Linked DNA regions of Homo sapiens: region 1 is linked to region 2. Evidence: chromatin loops called from intact Hi-C (ENCODE). Cell type or tissue: dorsolateral prefrontal cortex. All regions are shown on one strand. Links, peaks and the distances in the headings refer to the core of each region. The heading gives the core; the rest is flanking DNA. Region 1 overlaps SMIM31 (small integral membrane protein 31). Region 2 has its middle 12 kb from the start of FAM218A.

Region 1 (5,383 bases), core at 54-5,053, 170 kb before region 2:
TTAATAATTTAATCCTAAGATTAGGCCTATGAGGCAGGTATTGTTATAATGCTACACTAAATCTAAAATCCTCAGAAATACTCATTAGGATCTCATGGACTTGTATATGAGCAGAATCACAGGCTGATTTACGCAAAAAGATGATATATGGGCTATTCATAAACCTCCTTCTTGAAAACTCAGTGACATGAAGCACAAATTAATTCAGAATAACACAAATCAATGTAGACAGGCTTTTCATGATGGTCTTCAATGTATATTTGATCAACTTTCTGTAATGTTCAGGTTTGATATATTCATGAATTGAAAACAGATTTTAATGTCTGTCAAACAAAACATGACCAGGATAGGCATGCCCTCAGGGCAGAAGAAATTATATTCTGCATGCCAAAGTCAAATATAAATGGCGTGGTATATTTCCATTTTTTGTGTTACCCAGACCACTGCTTCCTTGTATTTTCTTAAATTATATAGAATCATTTTGCACCTATTTCGTTGTTCTTTAGTTTTTAAATTCACCACTGTGAAGCTGCAGTATCAGTTTAGAAGAGATTAGTATAACAGTCTCTTTATATCTCTAGAGGTAGCACATAGTGACGCGGCAGTAGCTGCTCTTTCCTGCCTGAATCATATTGCTGTCCACCTGCACACTAGGCCCTGTCTTTGAAAGTTGTCTGGTGTAATGACCAGTAGGAAGTGATAAAATGTAAGTGACCCATCAGGGAATTATAAGGATGTTCTGGGAAGGTAATGATCCTTCATCAAAGGTGTGTCCAGCCTCTTGACAAGCAGTAGCTATCCAGCATCCCCATGCCAGACACTCCCTTCCAGAATAGCTGTAACTGCCAGGTGAACAGTCTTGGTGACTTCGTCCATGATGCACAGAGTTTTAGAGAAAGTAAGCCCAAGGCTGGCAGATCCCCAGTCCAGGTTAGAATCGACTTTATAATTTTAGAAAGTCTTAGGTTTTAAAACTTGATGTCTGTTAAGAATTCATTTAGATATTACATATATTGCTGTTGTCCAACTGTGTCAATGTGGCCAAAGGCCCTACAGCACTACAGCACAGAAAGATATCGGTTCATAAAGAAAAATTGCCACTGCTGTGATTCTATATTAATCAGACAGCAATAAGCATGTTTGTTGTTTAAGAAGATCCCTACCGTTTTTTCAAAGCTGGCCTCACAAACCAGAGTCAAAGTCATAAACCTGGCCACATGCAGTGGCTTACGCCTGTGATCCCAGCACTTTGGGAGGCCAAGGCAGGAGGATGGCTTGAGCCCAGAAGTTTGAGATCAGCCTGGGCAACATAGTGAGACCTCATCTCTATTTAAAAATAAATAAATAAATAAACATAAACCTTTCAGCACTCAAGAGTAGTGAGGCAAAATCAAGTAGGGAAGCTACAAATTTGTACCCAGGTAAACAGATTAAAAAAAAAAATTTTATTTTGCAATGCCACCTCATTCTTCTCCAAAATCAACATTAAGCACAAAACAAAAGTTTAATACACACCTCTAATAATATACAAAATGATTTGATAGTACCAGCACACATTTAGGGAGTTATATGTGATGACTCGATGAAAAATTTATTCCCTTGGTACACAATTTGGGTTGTCTGCAAAATAAGAACTGACGATATCTATAGCACAAAAATAATATTTTGAGTGTTCACTGTCTGCCAAGCACTTAACATATTTAAGCCTCCTTTCATCCCTATGACCACATTGTAAAGCAGGGAAGTAATGCTATGTCTACTTTGGAGATAAGGAAAATGAAATTCCCAGAAGCAATGTGCCCAAGGAGAGGAAGAGGCAGGAAGAGCTCGGTGAGCATGATCATGGCTCAGGTTCTCCATCCACATGCCTAAGACAGGGGTGAGTGTGAAGATGGGAACTGACTCAGAATTAACTGTGTGATCATGGGCAAGTTGCCAAGTTAACCCTCATATCTAAATTCAGGTATCCTTGAACAAACATAGACAGATACTGATGATCCGCCATGTTTACTATAACCATAAACTCTTTGTGAATTAAAAATGGCCTCTCAACCTGGAAAAAATGTAAAATAATATTGAGAATGGAATCCACTAAACAGGAAAAAAAAAAAAAACTCCAGCGCATCAGCTACATCTTTTTCAACTGAGGGTTTCTTTAACTACCTTAAAGTTGTGTTTGTAATTAACTAGGTTTGATTGAACATAAATTAAATGTCTTTTGGTCGCAGAGAAGTTCAACATTCGGGTATGTATGCCTAAAACACTGTAGTCTTAGAGAATGTCATGAAGACTGTGTTCATTTCTAATTCTTCAGTAATTAGAGGTGGGTTTACATTTTGGTCACCGCAGCTATTTCCGTAGCGTGTGGCTAAACTATTGGGCATGCTGAGCTAATACTTCACAACATAGTTCTGCGGGTGCCAAAGGCCACAGGCACCAAGGTTTCCAGTTAAATTGTTAGGAAAAAAATGCCAAAATGTCTGGATCCTGAATTGGAAGCTTCTGCTTCTTCTTCGTAAAAGTGAGGAAAGCCCCTATTAGCAAAAGACCAAACTGAGATTAGTGGCCAATCTGTAGACTTTCTATTATTTCACATAGTTTTAAAGTTATTTTTCTGCAAATTTTTGTCATGGAAAAGTCAGCAATTTTTTTTTGCAATTTTTCTGTTATCTCTGAATACAATGACTCTTCTGCCTTTATAAACCAAATTGTCCAAAATTAAGAAGACATGGCCATAAGTGAGACTGAGGTCTTCCTATTTATCTCAACTGAAAGCCACAAACTTGCATGGAATGAGACTGTTCATTATTTACCAGGGCAAATTTCAGGCTTGTTTTAAATGAAATCAAAATATCCTCTCTGCATCAATGTTCCTGACACACATATTTAGGGATATAGAGGAATCAATAAAGTTATGCTTTAAAAGAAGGATTATTAATCTATTTAATATGGATTGTTAGAGGTGGAGACAGCAAATTTTGAGAACAGGCAACAAACTGGTTTTTTGGCATGTCTTAGAAGTAATTGCAGCAGCCAGCCAGTAGACGGCAATGTTTGACAAACACCCGAATCCAAGAAAAATAATTTTGCTCTGTTGTGTCCCGGTGCTGCCTGTGTAAAACTAATTTCACACCAGCCACCATGCTAAACACTGGGAATGCCAAAGCTTTGTCTTTTTCCCCAGTGAACTGTGAGCAATGCATGCAACTCTTCCAGATAATCCCTTAATCATATTTAAAAATAGGAATAGTGGCCGGGCGCGGTGGCTCACACCTATAATCCCAGCACTTTGGGAGGCCAAGGCGGGTGGATCACAAGGTCAGGAGATCAAGACCAGCCTGGCCAACATGGTGAAACCCCGTCTCTACTAAAAATACAAAAAATTAGCCAGGCGTGGTGGCGCATGCCTGTAGTCCCAGCTACTCGGGAGGCTGAGGCAGGAGAACTGCTTGAACTCGGGAGGTGGAGGTTGCAGTGAGCCGAGATTGCGCCACTGCACTCCAGCCTGGGTGACAGAGCGAGACTCCATCTCAAAAAACAAACAAAAAACGAATAGCTTCTTCTCTTTTTCTCAAAATCCATGTAGTAGGCAGGGGCCTAGGCCAGGTGTGTCCTGAAGGCCTTTGTAGATCAATGAATCCTAATACTGGTAAACTGGATTATTTTAAAATAGAAGCTGTAAAAGGATCAGTAGCTCTACAATGAGGAAGAACAGAATGAATGCCTACAAAGGCATTAATAACTGTGTGTATTATCAAACACTGTTTTTATAATACTATTTTTGAAATCTCAGAAAATGTGCATTAAATTCTAAAATTCTAAAAATTAGCCAAAACCAGACAAACCTAAAACCATAATGGGATACTACTACACATCTATTAGAATGACTAAAATTTAAATATATATACTACTTTTTTTAATTTTTATTTTTCTTAAAGACAGTGACTTGCTGTGTCACCCAGGCTAGGTAAAGTGGCACAATCATAGCTCACTGAAGCCTCAAACTCCTGGGCTAAAGCAGTCCTCTTATTTCTGCCTACTAGTAGCTAGGACTAGAGGCACATGCAACCACACCCGGCTATTTTTTAATTTTGGTACAGACAGGGGTCTTGCTATGTTGCCCAGGCAGGTCGCAAACTCCTGGCCTCAAGCAATTGTCCCACCTCCACCTCTCAAAGTGCTGGGATTACAGGTGTGAGCCACCATTCCTGGCCCTACATATACTACATTTACATACACACACACACACACACACACACACACACAATACCAAGTACTGCTGAAGATGAAGAACTACTGGAATTCTCATATGTTGCTGGTGGGAACGCAAAATGGTACAGCCAGTTTGGAAAGCAGTTTGGAATTTCTTACAAAGATAAAACATATGCTTACCAAAGGACCAAACAATCCTACTCCCAGTACTTACCTTCACTCAAGAACATTTACACAAATGTTTATACCATTATTCACAATTGCCAAAAAATGAGAACAGCCCAAATGTCCTTTAGCAGGTAAATGAATAAACAGACTCTAATACATTTATAAACCAGAATATTATTAAGCAATAAAAAAGAAACAAACTATTGATACATGCAACAATATGAATGAATCTCAAATGTGTTTTGCTAAGTTAGTGTTTCTCAACCTCATTATTGTTTTAGGCCAGATCATTCTTTGTTGTAGGGGGCTGTCCTAAGCATAGGAGGACTTTTAGCAGCCTCCTTGCCTCTTCCCACTAGATCCATGTTGCACTTCCCCAACCCACCTCGTTGTGGCAACCGATAATGTCTCCAGAGACTGCCAAATGTCCCCTGGAGAGGCCAAGGTTTTTCCCAGGTGAGACCCACTGTGCCAAGCAAAAAGAGCCAACTTCATAAGATTACATAGTGGATGCTTCCACCTATGTAACATTGTGGAAAAGGCCAAACCGCAGAAACAGAAAACAGCACAGTGGCTGCCAGGCATTAAGGCCAGGAAGAAGATTTGACTACAAAGGAGTAGCACGGGGAATTGCACAAGCCAGAATCTTGTTCCACATCTTGATGATGCGTGATACATTTGTCTGTGCATTTATCAAAACTCATGGGCCTATCTACCTTAAAAAGTGAATTTTGGGCCGGGCATGGTGGCTCACTCCTGTAATCCCAGCACTTTGGGAGGTTGAGGCGGGTGGATCACCTGAGGTCGGGAGTTCGAGACCAGCCTGACCAAAATGGAGAAACCCCATCTCTACCAAAAATACAGAATTAGTCGGGGGTGGTGGCACTTGCCTGTAATCCCAGCTGCTGGGGAGGCTGAGGCAGGAGAATCGCTTGAACCTGGAAGGCAGAGGTTGCAGTGAGCCGAGACCGCGCCATTGCACTCCACCTGGGCAACCAGAGTG
Region 2 (5,383 bases), core at 191-5,190:
ACTGGCTAACCATATGCAGAAAACTGAAACTGGACCCCTTTCTTATACCTTATACAAAAATTAACTCAAGATGGGTTAAAGGCTTAAATGTGACACCCCAAACTATAAAAACCCTTAAAAAAAAAAAAAACCTAAGCAATAACATTCAGAACATAGGCACGGACAAAGACTTCATGACAAAAATGCCAAAAGCAATTGCAACAAAAGCCAAAATTGACAAATGGGATCTAATTAAACTAAAGAGCTTCTGCACAGAATAAACAACAACAACAAAAACTATTATCAGAGCGAACAGATGACCTACAGAATGGGAGAAAATTTCTGCAATCTACCCACTGACAAAGGTCTAATATCCAGAATCTATGAGGAACTTAAACAAATTTACAAGAAAAACACAACCCCATCAAAAATTGGGCGAAGAATATGAATAGACACTTCTCAAAAGAAGACATTTATGCCACCAACAAACATATGAAAAAAAGCTCAACATCACTGGTCATTAGAGAAATCCAAATCAAAACCACAATGAGATACCATCTCACACCAGTCAGAATGGCCCATTTAAAAAGAAATAATAGATGCTGGCAAGGCTATGGAGAAATAGGAATGCTTTTACACTGTTGGTTGGAATGTAAATTAGTTCAACCATTGTGGAAGACAGTGTAGACTAGATCTTCAAGGATCTAGTACTAGAAATACCATTTGACTCATCAATCCCATTAGTGGGCATATACCCAGAAAAATAGAAATCATTCTATTATAAAGATACATGCACGCATATGTTTATTGCAGCACTATTTACAATAGCAAAGACATGGAACCAACCCAAATACCCATCAATGATAGACTGGACAAAGAAAATGTGGTATATTGCTGGGTGCGGTGGCTCACACCTATAATACTAGCACTTCGGGAGGCCGAGGTGGGTGGATCATGAGGTGAGGAGTTCGAGACCAGCCTGGCCAACATGGTGAAACCACGTCTCTGCTAAAAGTACAAAAATTAGCCAGGTGTGGTGGCGGGTGCCCGTAATCCCAGCTACTCTGAAGGCTGAGGCAGGAGAATCGCTTGAACCCAGAATGCAGAGTTTGCAGTGAGCAGAAATCACGACACTGCACTCCAGCCTGGGCGAAAGAGTGAAAATCCGTAAAAAAAAATAAAAAAAGAAAAGAAAGAAAATGCGCTACATATACACAATGGAATACTATGCAGCCATTAAAAGGAATGGGATCATGTCCTTTGCAGGGACATGGATGAAGCTAGAAGCCATCATCCTCAGCAAACTAACACAGGAACAGAAAACCAAACACCACATATTCTCAATCAAAAGTGGGAGTTGAACAATGAGAACACATGGACACAGGAGGGGAACAACACACATCAGGGCCAGTCAGGGGGTGAGGGGCAAGCAAAGGGAGAACATTAGGACAAATACCTAATTCATACGGGGCTTAAAACCTAGATGATTGGCTCACTCTCTTTCTGCCACCATCTTGGTTCCTCGTTCCCTGCACAAAATGCCCTGTGAAGCCACAGAAACCGTCCCTGCTACAGAGCAGGAGTTGCCGCAGCCGCAGGCTGAGACAGGGTCTGGAACAGAATCTGACAGTGATGAATCAGTACCAGAGCCTGAAGAACAGGATTCCACCCAGACGTCCACACAAGAAGCCCAGCTGGTGGCAGCAGCTGAAATTGATGAAGAGCCAGTCAGTAAAGCAAAACAGATTTGGAGTGAAAAGAAGGCACAGAAGGCTATGTCCAAACTGGGTCTTCGACAGGTTACAGGAGTCACTAGAGTCGCTATCCGGAAATCTAAGAATATCCTTTTTGTCATCACAAAACCAAATGTCTGCAAGAGCCCTGCTTTGGATACCTACATAGTTTCTGGGGAAGCCAAGATCGAAGATTTATCTGAGCAAGCACAACTAGCAGCTGCTGAGAAATTCAATGTTCAAGGTGAAGCTGTCTCAAACATTCAAGAAAACACACAAACTCCAACTGTACAAAAGGAGAGTGAAGAAGAAGAGGTCGATGAAACAGGTGTAGAAGTTAAGGACATAGAATTGGTCATGTCACAAGCAAATGTGTGGAGAGCAAAGGCAGTCCATGCCCTGAAGAACAACAGTAATGATATTGTAAGTGCCATTATGGAATTAACAATGTAACCATCTGAAAGCAACTTTTCTTGGTGTCTCAAAGGAGTAACTGCAGCTTGGTTTGAAATTTGTACTGTTTCTATCATAAATAAAGTTATGGCTTCTTGTTGGAAAAAAAAAACCTAGATGATGGGTTGATAGGTGTAGGAAACCACCATAGCACGTGTACACCTATGTAACAAACCTGCATATTTTGCACTTGTAACCCGGAACTTAAAGTAAAATAAAATTAAAGAAAAGAAAGAAAGAAAGTTATCAGAAGTGTTTTGATGGTGACACAAAAGGGTATACAGGATGCTATGGGAGGATGGAGAAGTGATAGAAGAGTCAACAACTTTGGATGAATTACCCATTCTAGGACTCACTTTCTTCTGCTTTGTATAGGAGGCAATTATCACTACTTCTCAGTTCTAATGCATAGGTTCCATTGAATGTTTAGGTGAAGTAGTGCATGAATCATGGTTAATAATGAAGTAATGCTAGCTGTTCTCTAGGAACAAACCAGAGGGCCAAGTATATTGTGGGAAACAACCTAGAAGACTGGATGCCCTACAGGTGGTTCAGAACATCCATTTCATTTATAGTACTTCCTGTAGAAGATTTTCCTTAAATTTGGTAATCCATTTTAAAGTAGCCTGAAGTATATATAGTGATATAGGACAAAAACGAATGGCGGGCAGCTGTAGAATATGCAAGTAGCTTCTATTTGTAGGTTAACAAGGAGTGTTCTATACATAACCCCTACTCATATAAATGCCCGGCGGGGTGGGGGAGGGGTTGTATATGCCTAGACCATTTGGGAACATTTACAAGAAGCCATTGAGAGCAATTATCATTTGGAAGGCAAATAGATGACAGCAAGGCACTGTGTAACTATTTTGCCAAGTAGGGTGTTCTCTCCTATACAGCACACATATTTACTCTTTAAAATATTTCCATCAAATCCTTCTGCAGTGTATGTGTTTGTGCTCCTGACAAAAGAATATTCGTATTCTCTCCTTTTAGTAAATGGAGTCCCATGAAGAGGAGGCCACGCCATCATTGCATTGCTTTTCTCTCTTTCCTCTGCACTGCAGCTTCCTGCCGCTGAGGAGGGTACCATATCCCTGTGTGCCAGGCTTTCCGTCAGAGTCCATAGACAGCTAGCACTCGAAGAATATGTGAGCAAATATCTGTCAGTGAATGGGATGACAGGCAGACACTGTGTATATTAATACAAAGATCCTAACTCAGATGGGGTCTGACTTGGACATTGTCCCCATGCAGATAGTAGCTGAAACCATTTGCTATGGATGACATTGCCAAGGATCTCACAAACTGCCAGAGTCACCAGGGAGATTTCTTTTAACTATAACCCAGGTACCGCACAGGAAACGTCTGAATCATCCCACCTAGGGAAGCCTACTCTACAGCTGCCCGGCACTGCCCAGACATAGCGCCTCCACTCTCCACACTCCTACAAAGCCCCCACCTACAGAATGAGCAGATAGCATATAAATGTCTCTGCCAGCAGTTTGTCTGCTATGTCTGAGACTGTGGAGGCTGAAAATGCTGGAATGAGTTTGGGAATACAGAAAACAAAGAGGCAAGGACCGACTCTGGAAGCACTTCCTTCAAGGGACAAAGAGAATTAAAACTGCCTGAGAAGGAAAAGGCCAACGTTAGCCAACAAATCCTACATCTGCCTGCCTGAGAAAAACAAGACGAAAATATTTCCAATATTCAATTAACCCAGGACCAAATCACTGATTAAGTTAGAGGAGTTTCAATGGACTACTGAGAGACAAGGAAATCCAATCTTCCACTTTTAGTCTCCTCACGTTCTCCTCACTCACCACATCTCCCAGGCTGAAAATGCAATCAGAGAAGAAGGTGGGAAATGTTCATCAGAGCCGGTCGTTGGCCAGACGCTAATTGCATCCAGAGTCTGTCCAATAAGGGAACAGAAAGGAAACTCTCCACAGGCTTATAAGCTCTGAAGGCGCCAGATTCAGAACTCTCGGGTGGATGGAGAGGCTGTGCTGTGTTGCTGTTCTGACCTGGACCAAGACGGACACGACTGACCTGCAAGACAGGAGCAGCCATTCTTAGTTGGCAGTGGTGCTGAGAGAATCACCCCAACATCTGGAAATTTAAGGGCTGCTCCTGAATACTCACAGAGTCTGGACCCAAGTGGGGATTTGATATCAGGAAAGCGCCCCTCCGACCACAGGTGCAGGTGAGCAGAGACTCGGGGAAGGAGCAGGCGCCGTGGGCCACGTTATGCGTTGGGGAAGACCTCGGAGGCTCAGGCTGCGCATGGAGCAATCCTGCGAGGACTTCTCCTCACAGTCCATGAGGACGAAAATGGGTGGAATAGGAGGCTACATTGGACACCCTGGACAAAATGGCGACACTCCGACACACCAGGGTGGAATAGGAGGCTATATTGAGGAAGTGCTTAGGAAATTCACTTTGCAGAGACCTAGCCAGTGGAGTAGATAAGGTAGGCGAGGTCAGAGGAGGATGCAATAGTTGAGAGCGAGGGGGAAGGACCAGTTGTGCTTGTGGTCAGCGACCCCAAAATATTAGAACTTGAAACCATAATGCCTGGCCTTGCTCTTGCCACTAATTTAGTTCGTCTGAACTTGGGAGATTTGTGTGGCCATAGAGGAGTCAGGCCTGGAAGCCAGATGGAGTTGGAGTAGAAAAAGAATGTGGGGGAGATTTGTGTGAAGTGTGAAGAAGAAAGAGGAGGACACAAGGGATTTTATTTATTTATTTATAAATAAATGCAGTTTCACTCTTGTTGCCCAGGCTGTAGCACAATGGCAGCCTCTCAGCTCACTGCAAGCTCTGCTTCCCAGGTTCAAGTGATCCTCCTGCCTCAGCCTCCCAAGTAGATGGGATTACAGGTGCCTGCCACCACTCCTAGCTAATTTTTGTATTTTTAGTAGAGACCCGGTTTCACCATGTTGGCCAGGCTGGTCTCAAACTTCCGACCTCAGGTGATCTTCCCACCTCGGCCTGCCAAGTTCTGGGATTACAGGCGTGAGCCACTGTGCCCTGCCCACAAGGGATTTTAGAGTTTCTAGATATAGCAGAAGTGAAAGATGAGGTTCAAAAATGAGAGTAAGAGAGAAGCTGGTCTGGCTTGGGGACAATGACAGAGAGACAATAAGACTCAGCTTTTTGTTTTATTTTATTTTATTTTATTTCATTCTATTTTAGACAGGATCATGCTCTGT

The links. Peaks named below come from ENCODE experiments on the same cell type or tissue, not always from the same donor. Only the 100,000 strongest peaks of a DNase experiment are listed, where the experiment ranks them.
Region 1: it touches region 2 in a loop (2.5-fold over the local background); 10 of 110 quality-filtered maps call a loop at or near these places.

What each region holds. Positions count from the first base shown.
Region 1 is chr4:164,776,895-164,782,277 of GRCh38, forward strand. All of the region lies in intron 2 of SMIM31 (small integral membrane protein 31), which reads left to right. Among named protein-coding and RNA genes, the nearest start is that of SMIM31, 25 kb to the left of the region's middle. In dorsolateral prefrontal cortex, for the core only: CTCF peaks have their summits at 3,029 (motif pointing right) and 3,228; a DNase peak (open chromatin) is centred at 3,067.
Region 2 is chr4:164,941,773-164,947,155 of GRCh38, forward strand. It overlaps the pseudogene NACA3P. Among named protein-coding and RNA genes, the nearest start is that of FAM218A, 12 kb to the right of the region's middle. In dorsolateral prefrontal cortex, for the core only: no CTCF peak of the experiment used is centred there; no DNase peak of the experiment used is centred there.